Regions from separate parts of the Homo sapiens genome. Here region 1 is linked to region 2. Evidence: chromatin contacts called from ENCODE Hi-C or POLR2A ChIA-PET data. All regions are on one chromosome and are shown on one strand. The core of a region is the stretch at or near the end of the contact, and the rest is flanking DNA. Distances in the headings are between cores, read along the strand shown.

Evidence for each region. A loop is a pair of places that touch in the nucleus more often than their neighbours do. ChIA-PET counts read pairs that join two places held with the same protein, here RNA polymerase II (POLR2A). Pooled maps may share reads with other maps.
Region 1: a loop to region 2 is called in a pooled map, with 2.5 times the contacts of the local background. The contact joins the enhancer-like site here to the promoter of RABL3 in region 2. A Hi-C loop is called at or near these places in 2 of 168 maps with a recorded cell type or tissue (ascending aorta and chondrocyte) and 3 of 50 pooled maps. POLR2A ChIA-PET finds 5 or more read pairs at or near these places in 1 of 52 experiments (H1).

What each region holds. Positions count from the first base shown.
Region 1 is chr3:120,435,641-120,442,180 of GRCh38, forward strand. The region is part of intron 2 of FSTL1 (follistatin like 1); the gene reads right to left. LOC124900546 (a long non-coding RNA gene) reads right to left here. Exons shown (of 2, transcript XR_007096030.1): 1 at 1-6,540. Among named protein-coding and RNA genes, the nearest start is that of FSTL1, 12 kb to the right of the region's middle. Within about 2 kb of position 3,456, at least 21 of the 41 ENCODE cell types and tissues checked have a DNase peak (open chromatin) inside an H3K27ac peak, as active enhancers do; they include ascending aorta, where a contact is called at or near this core.
Region 2 is chr3:120,738,623-120,744,813 of GRCh38, forward strand. RABL3 (RAB, member of RAS oncogene family like 3) reads right to left here and starts at 3,894. Exons shown (of 8, transcript NM_173825.5): 1 at 3,840-3,894. The coding sequence starts at 3,885. GTF2E1 (general transcription factor IIE subunit 1) reads left to right here and starts at 4,122. Exons shown (of 5, transcript NM_005513.3): 1 at 4,122-4,172. RefSeq lists enhancers at 3,155-3,793, 3,625-3,914, 3,794-4,432, 3,880-4,174, 4,055-4,174.

The DNA of each region.
Region 1 (6,540 bases), core at 2,206-4,705, 300 kb before region 2:
ACACTTCAGCCTAGGCAGAGAAAAGACTTTTTCCTGGAGTCAGAGTCAAACAACAAATCACTGGAGAATGAGGAAGTCTTTACATTCCAGGCCACTGTAACATGAGTAATTTCAGTCACTACACGACAATGCCATTTACACTGGGCAAAATAATTATAGCATTACCTGGAAAATAACCCAATCAACCAACGGAAACACAGCCACTGGGGAGGAACCCAGCTTGCTCTCTAATCCACACAGCAATTCCATGGAGCAACTTAAACAGGAAATGAAGAGACTTCTATTTGATCAAATGTGTATGGGGAATTTGGAGGAAAAACGCAATTACCTAAGCTGTAAAATGACCAACATAGTGGGGTAGTCATCCTCAAGCGCTGGTTGTTTTTACAGGATTTCATATCCCTATCACAGTTTATTTTTGTAAAAAAAAAAAAGTATCTAAAATAGGACACGTAATAAACAAAAACAACCCCAACATGGTTTCTTATTATCTAGCTTATATATGTTCCTTTGTAGAAAATGAAAAAACACAAAGACTCTTCTCCAATTGTATCTGTAAGAGGAAGCGGTTAACTTTGTAACTATCCTTTAAAACAACATGGTCCACAAGTAGCTTGGGGAGTTTTATTAAGAAATAAGTCTGCAGTGAGTACTGAAATTATTATACCCAACATTTAGCCAAGACTTGAATGTCTGGCCTCTACTCAAAACATTTCCCAGTCCCATTCTCCCTTCTAGTTTCATCTCCCAAGAAAGGAGATTGAGAAACCCAAAATGGACTCACACCTGAAGTGTGTTCCTACTGGGAACTGGGGTTTTCTTTGATCACTATCAAGCCCTTGGTGCCACACAGAAAATTACCCTTCTGTGGAACAGGAGGCAGACACCAATTAATGCATAAAGTGAATGTCTTTCTCCTTAAAATAAATAGCTAAACCAGAAAATCTGCATCTCTGCATGTGGCTGTCAGCAAGACCAAGGCCACATAGGATAAGAAAGGAAAGAAAATAGAAAATGTCAAGGAGGGAAAACTAGAGGAAGGGGAACAAAGCACAAACAGACACATTCCTGAAAGACTGCTGGGACTCTAGGGAGAAGCCAGGTGAATTTCCTGCTTCTGATATAGGACTCAGCCTGTCCCTGTAGCACCATAATTATAGCACATAGTGCAAAACCAGGGATGGTGGTGCCCTGGGAGAAGCGAAGCTGCGTGCTCCGAGTATTTGTGAATGACTGGCAAGCATACATCTGCCTCCATCCCAAAGCAAGTTTTGTGAGCTCGGCTGGGCCACCAAGAAGCCATGCTGGGCCCTCCTGGTAGGGACCCTGACAGTAAAGGGAACTCAGTATGTCTGAGTCTTTGCTCAGGGTGAGCATCTGTATTTCTGTTTCAATAGTGTTTAGCCTCTCTGATAGAAATTCCACTGTATCAATTTCACACTACAGTTTAGGTGAGCCAGGTATATGTGTGAAGGGGATCAGAAATTTCTCGGACCATCTTTGAGGTCCCGTCCATTTTCTTTTTCTCTGTCACAAATGTTATGCCACAAACTACAAACTTGGGCCCTCTCAATAGCTAAAAATACATGTAATTAGCCCAACCCTTACAGAAGCTAATAGGATATGTTGGCTGTGGGATTAGGGAGGGAAAACCTATGTCTTATTTTTGGAATATGGTAGGGAATGAGTGAATGAATGACATGCACTTATTAAATTCATTAACAGGCAAACTTCACACCATAAAAATAAGCACTGGTTTATGTGCCTAGGCTTAGAAAGAAATCAGGGCAGTATAACATAAGTCAAACACTAAACTAAATTAAAACAAAACAAATTCCACAGGAATTTTTGTGAGAAAAGTCTCACTATTAGAGCTATAGGGAGATGGCCATGTTCTCCTAGTGGTGAAATTTAAGTCAGTGTCTATTTGTGTGTGTGTGTGCATGTCTCCTTGTGTATTCTGTATGTACACAGACACATATCCATGCACACACACACACACACATATAGTCTACCCTGGGGCACAGCAAAATTTAATTCAATTCTAACCTGTACTGTACCCTTACTAGAAAAGCCACCTCCAATATTGAGCTGGCTGGCTCCCCAGTCAGGATCAATAGCACGATTTAGCACATTGGGATTTTCTAGTGAGATTCGGGAACTGGAGTACAGGCAAGGTACCAAGCATTTCAGCAGGACTAAAACATCTGCATTGGCCTCTGTTTCCTTACTGTGTTCACCCTAACAAGTCACTTGATTTAACCATTGGGTCAAAGCCAAAGACCAGTGCCCATGGGCTGTAGTAAGAGCCTGATCTGACCAGAGATCAGGGCCAGGGGAGCAGGGCAGGCAATTCATTAATACTTGTTCAGGAGCCCCTGGATCCTGATCATGGGCCAGGCAACATGATGAGAAAGTAATAAGAAGGATTCCAGAAAACAAAATTAGGGTCCACGCAATAGTTTCAGACAACTATTTCTGTAAGCCATTTGCAATACTGCATCATTATTTTTAAAAGAAAATGTGAACATTTACAGAAGCGAGAAAAAGTTTTGTTTGCTTTTGTTTTTCAAGTAAGTTCAATAAATCCCAAACTGCACACTCTGAATTAGGGGTTGTCTTCCCTTTTTCCCCCCAAAATTTCTTGATCGACTACAAGGAGACCCAGGATTCTTCATTTCTTCCCCAGTGTTGTTGAGCGGTTGGCTTCTGAAGTGGAAAATCAAGTGATTCCTTTCTGTAGAGTAAACAGCATTTGGGATTCCTGGGCATGAAGACTGTTCAGGTGCCACATGCCGTACTGTTTATATTCCACTCACTACATGGCGAGAGAAAGTAAAGGACACAAGATGCCTCCTGTTTTTATTCACTCTGTTTTCTCATTCTTGAGCCAGCCTATCTTTCAAACTGTTCTTCACTAGGCTGTAAATCACCATAAGAGTTAATCAAATATCCCAATTCCATTAAGTAGAATATTTTGACAGTCTAGCCTAGAATATCCGCCTCCTTTTATATGAATAGGACTTCAAAGCTGCATTTTAGAGCCCACCTACTCTAACCCCCATATTTGGCAGATGAGGAGTCAGGTGGCTGCTCATTACCTGGGGTGCCACTGTCTGTCCTGAGTTATTCATCCCAGCCCATCTCTGGCCAGTAAATGGAGGTTCGTTTGAAGCCAGCTCACACCAGGGATGTCTGTAAACTCAGCCACAGTTTCAGTCAGCACTGCTGCTATCTTCACTCTGAACCTTTCAAGGCAGCTGAATCCTGACAGTCTCATAAATTCACTCACCTGTTTCCTATGTGTGCGACTCGTTGCCAGTCCCCCGGGACAGTTTAAGCCTAACTAAGAAAACTGGGGAAACGAGTGAGGACAGACAACCAAAGTAAGAGCTACAGAACCATGCAGATTGTGCTAAAAAGGCACAGAGCCAAGCAGACAGTGTCTAGACTTTAACTGGCCTCTCCCAGCGGAGAGGCGTGCAGGGAGGAGGCGAGAGCAAGGCCGGAAAGCCTGCTCGGGTTTTGCTCAGCTAATGCAAACACATGACACAACCTCTGACAGGCTCCAGGCTGGGGGTTTACTCTAAGACATTTCTTCCCAGGGGCTGGAATTCAGCTGGAGGCTGAGGAAATTCTGCTAATCCAGCAATCAGAAGGAAGCTGGGAATACTTGTTTTAATTCCTGGGGAATCACAGTTCCCAAACTAGACTGACTTGTGCAACAGCCCAAAGTAGCACACTGTGGGTACAAGAAACCAGATATTTAAGATTTCCATGTCTATCATCTCTGCTTATCTATGAGGAAAATCCACAAAAACACAGAACTGGCTTTTGATGGAGGCCTAGTACAAAAACTTTGCAAGAGTCTAAATGAAATCAACTTATAAGATGCACAAATGTAGAAATGACTGCCATAGTCTAATAAACATCACATGACTCAGAGATAACGTTGGGTTTGGGGAGCTTTGCACATCAGTTAGAAAAAAATGTGCTCCTTCCTGTGGGTGGGCAGACAAGCCCTGTGCCACACACAGGTACATGACACACTTGTGCAGTGAACAGTCTGTACAACCCTACCTAGCAACTCTGCTGGCGTTTTAGAGCTGTCTTGCCATTTGGCCTTATTTAATGCGGAACAGTTGTGAATACATCTGAAGAACAAAGAAATTGCCTTAAAACATCCCCCAAGGCTGGGCACTGTGGCTCACGACTGTAATGCTAGCACTTTGGGAGGCTGAGGAGGGAGGATCGCCTAAGCCCAGGAGTTAGAGACCAGCATGGGCAACAAGGTGAAACCCTGTCTCCACTAAAAACACAAAAATTAGCTGGGCCTGATGGCACATGCCTGTAGTCCCAGCTACTCTGGAGGCTGAGGTGGAAGGATTGCTTAAGCCAGGATGTAGAGGCTGCAGTGAGCTAAGATTGTGTCACTGCTCTCCAGCCCGGGCAACAGAGCAAGATCCTGTGTCAAAAAACAAAACAAAACAACTGGTACAAAAAAAAACCCCCAAAACTCCTAAGTCACTGATCATTAGGCTGCAAATGCTCCACTGTAAAAACTGCATTCCAATGTGACTCAGAAGTAAATGGACCTAATTCCAAATGGAGGTCATGCCTGCCATGTCTATGTGGCCAGAATGGCCAAGTCTGAAGTGTCATTCCAGGCACATAGCCATATAACAACTGATGTTACCTGGAAAGTTAAACGGCTGGGTCTCTACAATGCTGAGTGGATGTTACCTAGCAGAAGTGTCTTTGGTTTTCAAACTTCCACAAGACACAGTGACTATCAGTCATTTTTCAGAGCTCAGCTGGTGGGTCACTTCCTCCTGGAAGCGCTCCTGAGCCCTTCGTGCTGGGTTAGGTTTTCAGCCCTGTCCCAATACTTCTCACATTGCATCACTTTGAGCCTGTGTTCCTGTCTGCCTCCCCTCCGGACTGCAAGCTCTTTGGGCACAAGGTCTCTTATCCACCAGCACTAACTCAGTGCCTAACAGAGAACAGATTTGCAATACCTTTTGTTTTCCTCTTTTGAGTTGACTTTGAAAAATTTTACTTTGTCCCAGATGAGTGATGCAAAATAGTGTATTGAGACTTTGTGCAGTTTTATCTCTGCATCTAATGTGAACGTGGTGGTTCGTGAATGTTTGGCAGCTCCTACTGCAGCCCAGACACTTCAGGATGACCTCTCTGTAATGGTGAGAGAAGGAAAATAGAGGAGAAAGATGAAGGGAAGAGCAAAGAGCAACATAAGGAGTGGTACAGAGAGCTGGCTCCAGGGCCAGGAAGGGGTGGGCATGTGAGGCTGGCATCGGCCTGGCTGCAGACACAGCAGCCCCTCCCTAGTGGGACTGCAGGTCTGTGTGCAAAGTACCAGAAGCTGTGGCCTTGGCTCCCAAAGGGACAAATTCCAGCTTGCTCCAGGAATACTTCTTACCCTGTCTTTGAGAGTAATTGGCACTTATTTTTGAAATAATGAAAGCAAAGGATCCTATTCCTTTGCATTATCACATTTTCCACACCAACAATTTGAAATTTATTGCCTGGTAACAGGCCATGCTATGAAGACCACAGCAAAATGGAAATGACCACCCAAGATATCTGTTTGCCACCTTCATACATACCTCTTTTTTTGCCTTTTCTTTCTGTTTTCTTCCCAGTTATTTCCATTCACTCACTCTACCTTTAGGGAGAACCTATGCTGGCTTCCCATCCTACTGCCTCTGCACAGGAGATGCTCCATGAGTACTTCAATCTCTTCCTGGAGGAATGATAGAACTGTGGCTTCACAGAAGAAACACTACATAGAAGTTTAAGGGCAAGATTAGCTCAGTAGAAGCAAGGGTTCTGATATAAATTCTGGGCCTTAAAGCATCCACTGAAGTAAATATCCTAGTTTTCTCTTTAAAAAAGAAGGTGATAATTAAATCTCTGGAGAGAGAAAAAGAAGCAAGGAGACTTCTGTATGCCATGAACACACATATACACGTGCGTGAATGTGTGTGCAAACACACGTGTGTACACACATGTACACACACACACACGCACCCATGGCTTTTGGAGTTCGTCCCCTAGAGATGCCCTGAAGATGATAATACCAACTAACACTGCACACTGTGTGCCAAAACACTCTGCTTTACATGTAAGAGCTTATTTAATTCTCACAACCAACCTATGGGGTAGATACTCTGGATTAAGCCCGTTTTAGAGATGGGGAAACAGGCTCAGAGAGGTTTTAAGTAGTTTTCCCAAGATCACATGGCTAGTAAGGGCAGTGCTAGGATTTAATCTAGCTTCCAGGTCTGAGCGCTAAGCCATTATGTTATACTTCCTCTCGAGGAAAAATCAGTAATCAGAGTAACAACCTGAGCCAGCACAAAGGCTGTGCAAATAAAGACCATGCCTAGTGGATGTTTACTTGTATACTGAGGATTCTCCTGGTGAAATCATTACAGAGTCAAAAACATAAGCGACCCTTCATCTCTTGCAGGTATTTGTTTTTGGTGTTGACTATACACCATGAGTAGAGGAGACCTT
Region 2 (6,191 bases), core at 2,644-5,143:
CTTAATTTTAAGTTCCTTGAGGGTTCTTACGCAGCTTTTTTATCTCTAGTATTTAGATCAGAACCTTAATTAGTATTTATTAAAAGTTTCCATATTATTCCAAAATCTTCATAAACATTTAAAGTATCTCCATAGTACTTCAGAAAGTAGGCATAAAAATTTACTTAATCATTCTTCCATTATTATTAGATATTTAGGGTGTTTTGAAATTTTTGATATGCTAGTGAAAGGTTATTTCTGTTTAAACCTTTGTTTAAAATTAAAATTATGTCCTTAGTATACCTTCCCAGGAGTAAACTCAGTACTTAAAAGGAAACATTTAAAGTTCTTGATATGCATTGAGAAATAACTTTCATGGGGTTATACTGCCACCAGCCATACACTTGAGCCTGCAGGTCTTGTTGCACCTCAACAGTATCATGTAGTTGGCTTTTCATCCTTGTTAACCTGATAAAGGAATAAAAGTGACATCTTGGCCAGGTGCGTTGGCTCACACCTGTAATCCCAGCACTTTGGGAGGCTGAGGCAGGCAGATCACGAGGTCAGGAGTTCGAGACCAGCCTGGCCAAAATGGTGAAACCCTGTCTCTACTAAAAATACAAAAATTAGCTGGGCGTGGTGGTGGGTGCCTGTAATCCCAGCTACTTGGGAGGCTGAGGCAAGAGAATCACTTGAACCCAGGAGGCAGAGGCTGCAGTGAGCCGAGATTGCGCCACTGCACTCCAGCCTGGGTGACAGAGCAACAATCCGTCTCGGTGGTGGCGGGCAGTGGGGGAGTGACAGCTTGCTTTAGTCTGCATTTCTTTACTTTCTGATAAAGATCAAAGATTATCATTATGATTATTCTGGCAAATCAGTTGTTTTTCCTCTCATAAATTCTCTGTTGATCTACTCTGTACCTTTATCTACCAGGTTTTAGTGTCATTAATTTATATGAGCTCTTTATCTATTAAATATATTAATCATTTTACGTATGTGTAATTGAATCAAACATTTTCTCAGGCTTCCCTTTTATTACTTTTTTTATATAGAAACATTTAAGATTTTTAAATACTCAAAATTATATTTGTCATTGAATTTACTGCATTGTGTCTAATATCTGTAACTTTTAGGATGTATTGTTGATTCTGTATTTGTAAATAGGTTTGTTTATGTTCAAGGAATGTATCTATCCACTTAATTATCAGCTTGATGCAACACTTGAGGCCTAGTTTAGCTTAATTGTGTTAGGGTAAACATTTCCAGGCAGTAGAATTGTATAGCTCTCCATGAATTAACTGCTTTGGGTGATAAGTATTAGCTAAGAAGGGATGAAACCCTAAACAGTAAGAACAGTTGAAGTGCTAGGGAATAATGGCGAATTTCATTTCTTTAAGAATTTTGGGAGATTCTGATTCTATGTTTTCACCTTTAGAACTAAATTTGATCAAAAGAATGCACTTGATTTGCTTGGGGGTAAAAAAGGCCCAATATAAATAAATGTCAGCTCCAAATACAGCTGTTTGGTAATATGTTAAACTAGTCCCTAATCTCTGAAAGAAAGAGAAAACCGTATGGTAGTGAGACTTTCAGGGTTCCTTACCAAATTACCAAATATCTCAATAGGATAAAAACAAATCACCAAATATCAACTTATTCTTTTTATTTTTTTTTCTTGGAGACAGGGTCTCACTCTATCACCCAGGCTAGAGTGCAGTGGCACGATCCTAGCTCACTGCAGCCTCAAATTCCTGGGCTCAAGTGATCTTCTCACCTCAGCCTCCTGAGTAGCGGGACTACAGGCGTGCACCACCATGCCCGGCTAACTTTCTGTACTGTTTTTGGTAGAGAGAGGGTCTTGCCATGTTGCCCAGGCTAGTCTTGAACTGAGCTCAAGCAATCCACCCGCCTCAACCTCCCAAAGTGCTGGGATTATAGGCTAGAGCCACCTTGTCTGGCTAAGTCATTTCTTTATATATTTGTGAAACCCTCAAAATTTTATAAGGGAAATGGCCTTTATTTAAAAATAAACTTTCGGGTTTGAAAGAAAGGCTGAGGAAGTGTAAAAAGTGCATTCTAAACTGTCAGACTGTGTACTTTTAAATCGCAGTTAAAAGGAGACTGACAAAATTACCTTTTAAAAAGATAAAAAGACAATAACTAACTTTGCACATAAAGGTTAACATTAGTGAATGTGTGACAACATCAATCACTTTCCTGGCCATCACAGCTGTGTCTTCTGCTTTACAACTAAACCATAACAGGGGAGGCGGGCAGTAGGGAAGCTTATCAATTGCCTGATTACTTTTCCACATTTAATGTAGCTGCTAATTCTATCCCTGTTATATGACGCATTAATTCCACAGTTATAACCCCAGAACCTAATACAGTGCCTGTTGGAAAGAAAATAAATTGACTAGTTGCAACAGTTTGTAATATGAAGGGATTGTTAGATACAATAGAAAATGGAATTATAAAGGACACAAAACACCCACTTAACGTATCATGAAGAAGTCTGTTAGTTCTGGATTGTAAATTCTACTCAGTGATACTCTTGCCAAGTCCCTTTAGGCCACAATTACTTTATCTGTAAAACTGAGTGATTTTATTAAATTAACTTCGGCACCACTTCAAGCTACCTGATAGAAATGAAGTCGACATAAATTGTGATTATGTTCATTAAGTTTCAAAAGGCAACTTTCTTAGGGGAATATTAAATAATGCTCTCTGTAAAATATTTCATAATGCAAATAATCCTCAGGGCAATGTGAAAACATTCTTAACCTATATTTGCTGCCCACAATTTTATTTAGTTTCTATTAAGTTTTCAAGCCTCTCCACCTCCAAGCATCTAGCACAACGTCTTTGCTCACAACACATGCTCTTAGGCCAACTCCAGAGGAGCGCTTCTATAAAATGCAAGGTCAGCATTTATTGAAGTTACTAAGGAGAGCTGAATTGGGGATTATGGAAGAAAAGATAAGGGCAGTGAGGTGGGAGCTGGAAATCCAGACGCCAGCTGTAGTTCTCAAATGTCCCAGGTGTCAAAAGAATTCTTTTTGCATCCACTGAGATTAAAAAAATATATATATATTTAACACTAGGATTAAATTGGGCTCAGCGTTAAATCCTAGCTGCTTCAGAATAAAACTCTTACTTTAATTTCTCTATTGTACAGTCTAGGACATAATAGGTTTTCAATGAAGATCAAACGAGAACCAGGAAATTAAGCTCAGTTAAGAATAAAACAGGACCACTACCCAATATGTCACTGCATAATTATAACTTAGCGTTTAAGTTCGTGGACTCCGCGTTCAAAAGGATTCTGTCATTTACATCTCTCTGCCTCACTACTCTCATCTGTAAAATGGGATAACAGGACTGTCTCAGAATTAAATGAGTTAATACATGCGAAGCGCTTGCCAGTGCACGTTTCTCAGTGCACGTTTCTCAGTGCACGTTTGACTTCCTTAATGAACAAAATCTCTTGAAGGCACGGTCCTACTAACTTCTGTACCCTTAACATAGAACCCCATACAATACTCAATGCCTGCTTTTTTTTTTTTTTTTTTTAATAAAAGAATTGACAATACACTCTAGGCTGGGGTCGCCTGGGAGACCGATGCGGAAAGCCGCGAAGGCAAAAGACCCGGGCTCCGCGACCCCCACCCGCGCGACGACGCCGCCGCCACCGCGTCGTCACACGGAGCAAAGTCCCCTGGGAAGTGTAGTCTTCAGGCCCTGGGAGGGACTTCAGCCACGGGCCGAGGAGCCAGGAAGTTGAGGGAAGGAAGCTAAGGGGAGGGTTACTGGGTAACTCAAAAGTGTCTGGAGCCCCAGAGGTAGGGTAAGCCGCTCACCTGAGTCTCCCAACACCAGTACCTTCACCCGATCCAGGGACGCCATCTTGCCACTGCCTTCCCTGGGTTAACGCCTGTTCCTGGATTGTAAGCCAATCAGAGTTGGGCATGGAGGGCAGAGCCTTCAATTTCATTGGCCACTCGGAGCGTGACTGTCTTGATCGAAGGTTTCACTGAACTCATTGGCTGGTCTGGTAAAAGGTAGCGGGGTGCTTCCCCAGCTGGTCGCAGGAATAGTGCGTTTTCTTTGTCGCGCAAGGGGCGTGGTTCATTTAAGCCGGTAGTTGAAGCGCTGGGGGCAGCTGTAGTGGGAGTGTTCCAGGATTCGCCTTGGTAAACCTTGTTCCCTGTTCCTTGTTCGGAGTTCCCTGGCCGGGCATTGCATTTCATGATTTCTTCTTCCTTTCGCTCCCTCTTAACTATCCTCCCCTAATGAATTACCCTGTTGCCTTGGTCCTCTTGGTCCTCCAAAGAACCATTGACCCCGGAGCGGCCCGTGTGCGACCTCGGGTAGGGCGGGCTTGGCTGCGCCGAGTGTGGCCCTGGACCCAACTGGGAGAGTCCGAGGGAGTTTGGGGTCTCGGAGTCTCGCATTGGGGAGGAGTGCATATCACCGAACGCGTCTCGTGGAGGGCAGCTGGGTCCGGAGGTTTCGCGGTAGTTTGCCGCTGTGTGTGTGAAGGCGTGGAAAGTGCCATGAAATGTGGTAACACAACACCGCAGTTAGATGTGTAGAATCCCAAGTTGTTCTAGAACTGGAGTGGCGATTTACTGAAGTAATCTAACTGGTCTCTTCGCATCCACTTTTCTTGTTTTTTTCTCCACTCTGCAGTCAGTACAATCTTTTAACATCCTGAATTTGATCCACGCACCTCCCGCTTAAAACTGTTTTAAATTTAAGAAGAGAGTGCCCAGTAGCCTGTCCGATTCTACCTTGGAAACAAGAGTGGAGGAAGTGAAGCAGGGGGAAGCTGGCAAGATGAGCCATGTTGGAACAAAACGTGCCTAGGAGACATATGGAAAGTTTTATGGAAGTACTTGTCTGGCTATGCTAGATGCTGGAAATTAATTGGTGAACAAGATGAAGTCTGGTCTTAGAGATAGACATGGAGAAAGTACAAGAAGGGGGAAAGAGCCATGGAACACGTGAAAGGGGATGATTGTATGCTACTTAATGGGGAGTCTGGGAAGGCCTCCATGAGGAAATATCATTTGAGACTTGAAGGATGATTAGGAGAAGGGGGTTTGGGCTTAGCTGTAGGGGCAGAAGGAACAGCATGTGCAAAGCCTTGGGATGCAGGGAAAGCACATGTGGCTCATGGAATTGAGAATATGCTGGTGTGGCTGGTTATGAGGCTGACAGGGTAGACAGAGGGCAGAGGGTGCCTTCTTTTCAACTTTGTTTCTCTGGCTCCGTGCCTGGTGCACAGTAGTCCTTAAATGTTGATATGATTAAAATACACGTGGGTCTGGGCTGGGGTAGGGAGGTGAGGCTGGGATCTGACTCATGGACTATGGAGATCAAAGGAAGAAACAAAGGTCCTAGGAGGTCCCACGCTCAGAAGTCTCCAGAGACCAGCCATACTCCTTCCCTAATAACGCCAGCTGCTATTCGGCTTCAGCTTATTGTTTCCATGTGGGAACATGGGCTCACTTTTTCCTCAGATATTTCCAATTTTGCAAGAGGAGCTGGAAGTTGAAATTTATGTGAACTCTTACAATTTTTAAATGTTGACAACTAATTCAGAAAATTTTTGAAACATTCTTTGGGTGATACAATGCGTGGGGGGCTGCCAGTTTGAGAACTCTTACCTAAGACCTCTAGAGATTGAGTAAGGAGATTCAGCGTGAGTGGGAAGTGATGGAGGAGAGAAGGTAGTGGTCAGGAAGGAGGATTTTAGAATGCAGAGATTTTGAACAAAGTGGCACAGCTTGATTTCATTCCTGAGCTCTAGTTTCATTTGTTCAGCTACCTGCTGGGCATATTCAGAGGAATATCCTATGGTATTTCCTCAAAGACACTTCTAAAAGTGATTTCCTCATTTCTTCCTGCTCCTCGTCAGGGGTCACCTATTTCTCATGGCAGTACTTTTCCTAGCTACGCTGGCTCAAAACAGAGAGCTATTTAAGATTTTTCCTACTCTCATATTCTGTATCCAATATATTTTGTTGGGTCCTTTTGATTTTTTTTTCTGTAATAACTTTCATTCATTCTGTTCTCTTCTTGCAATTTTTTTGCCTTCTTAGTTTAGATTTTATACCCCCAATATTCCACACTGCCTCCACCTTCACTCACTTGAGTCCGTTCCTCATATTGGTATAAGAGTCATTTTTCTAAATAGGGGATTTATT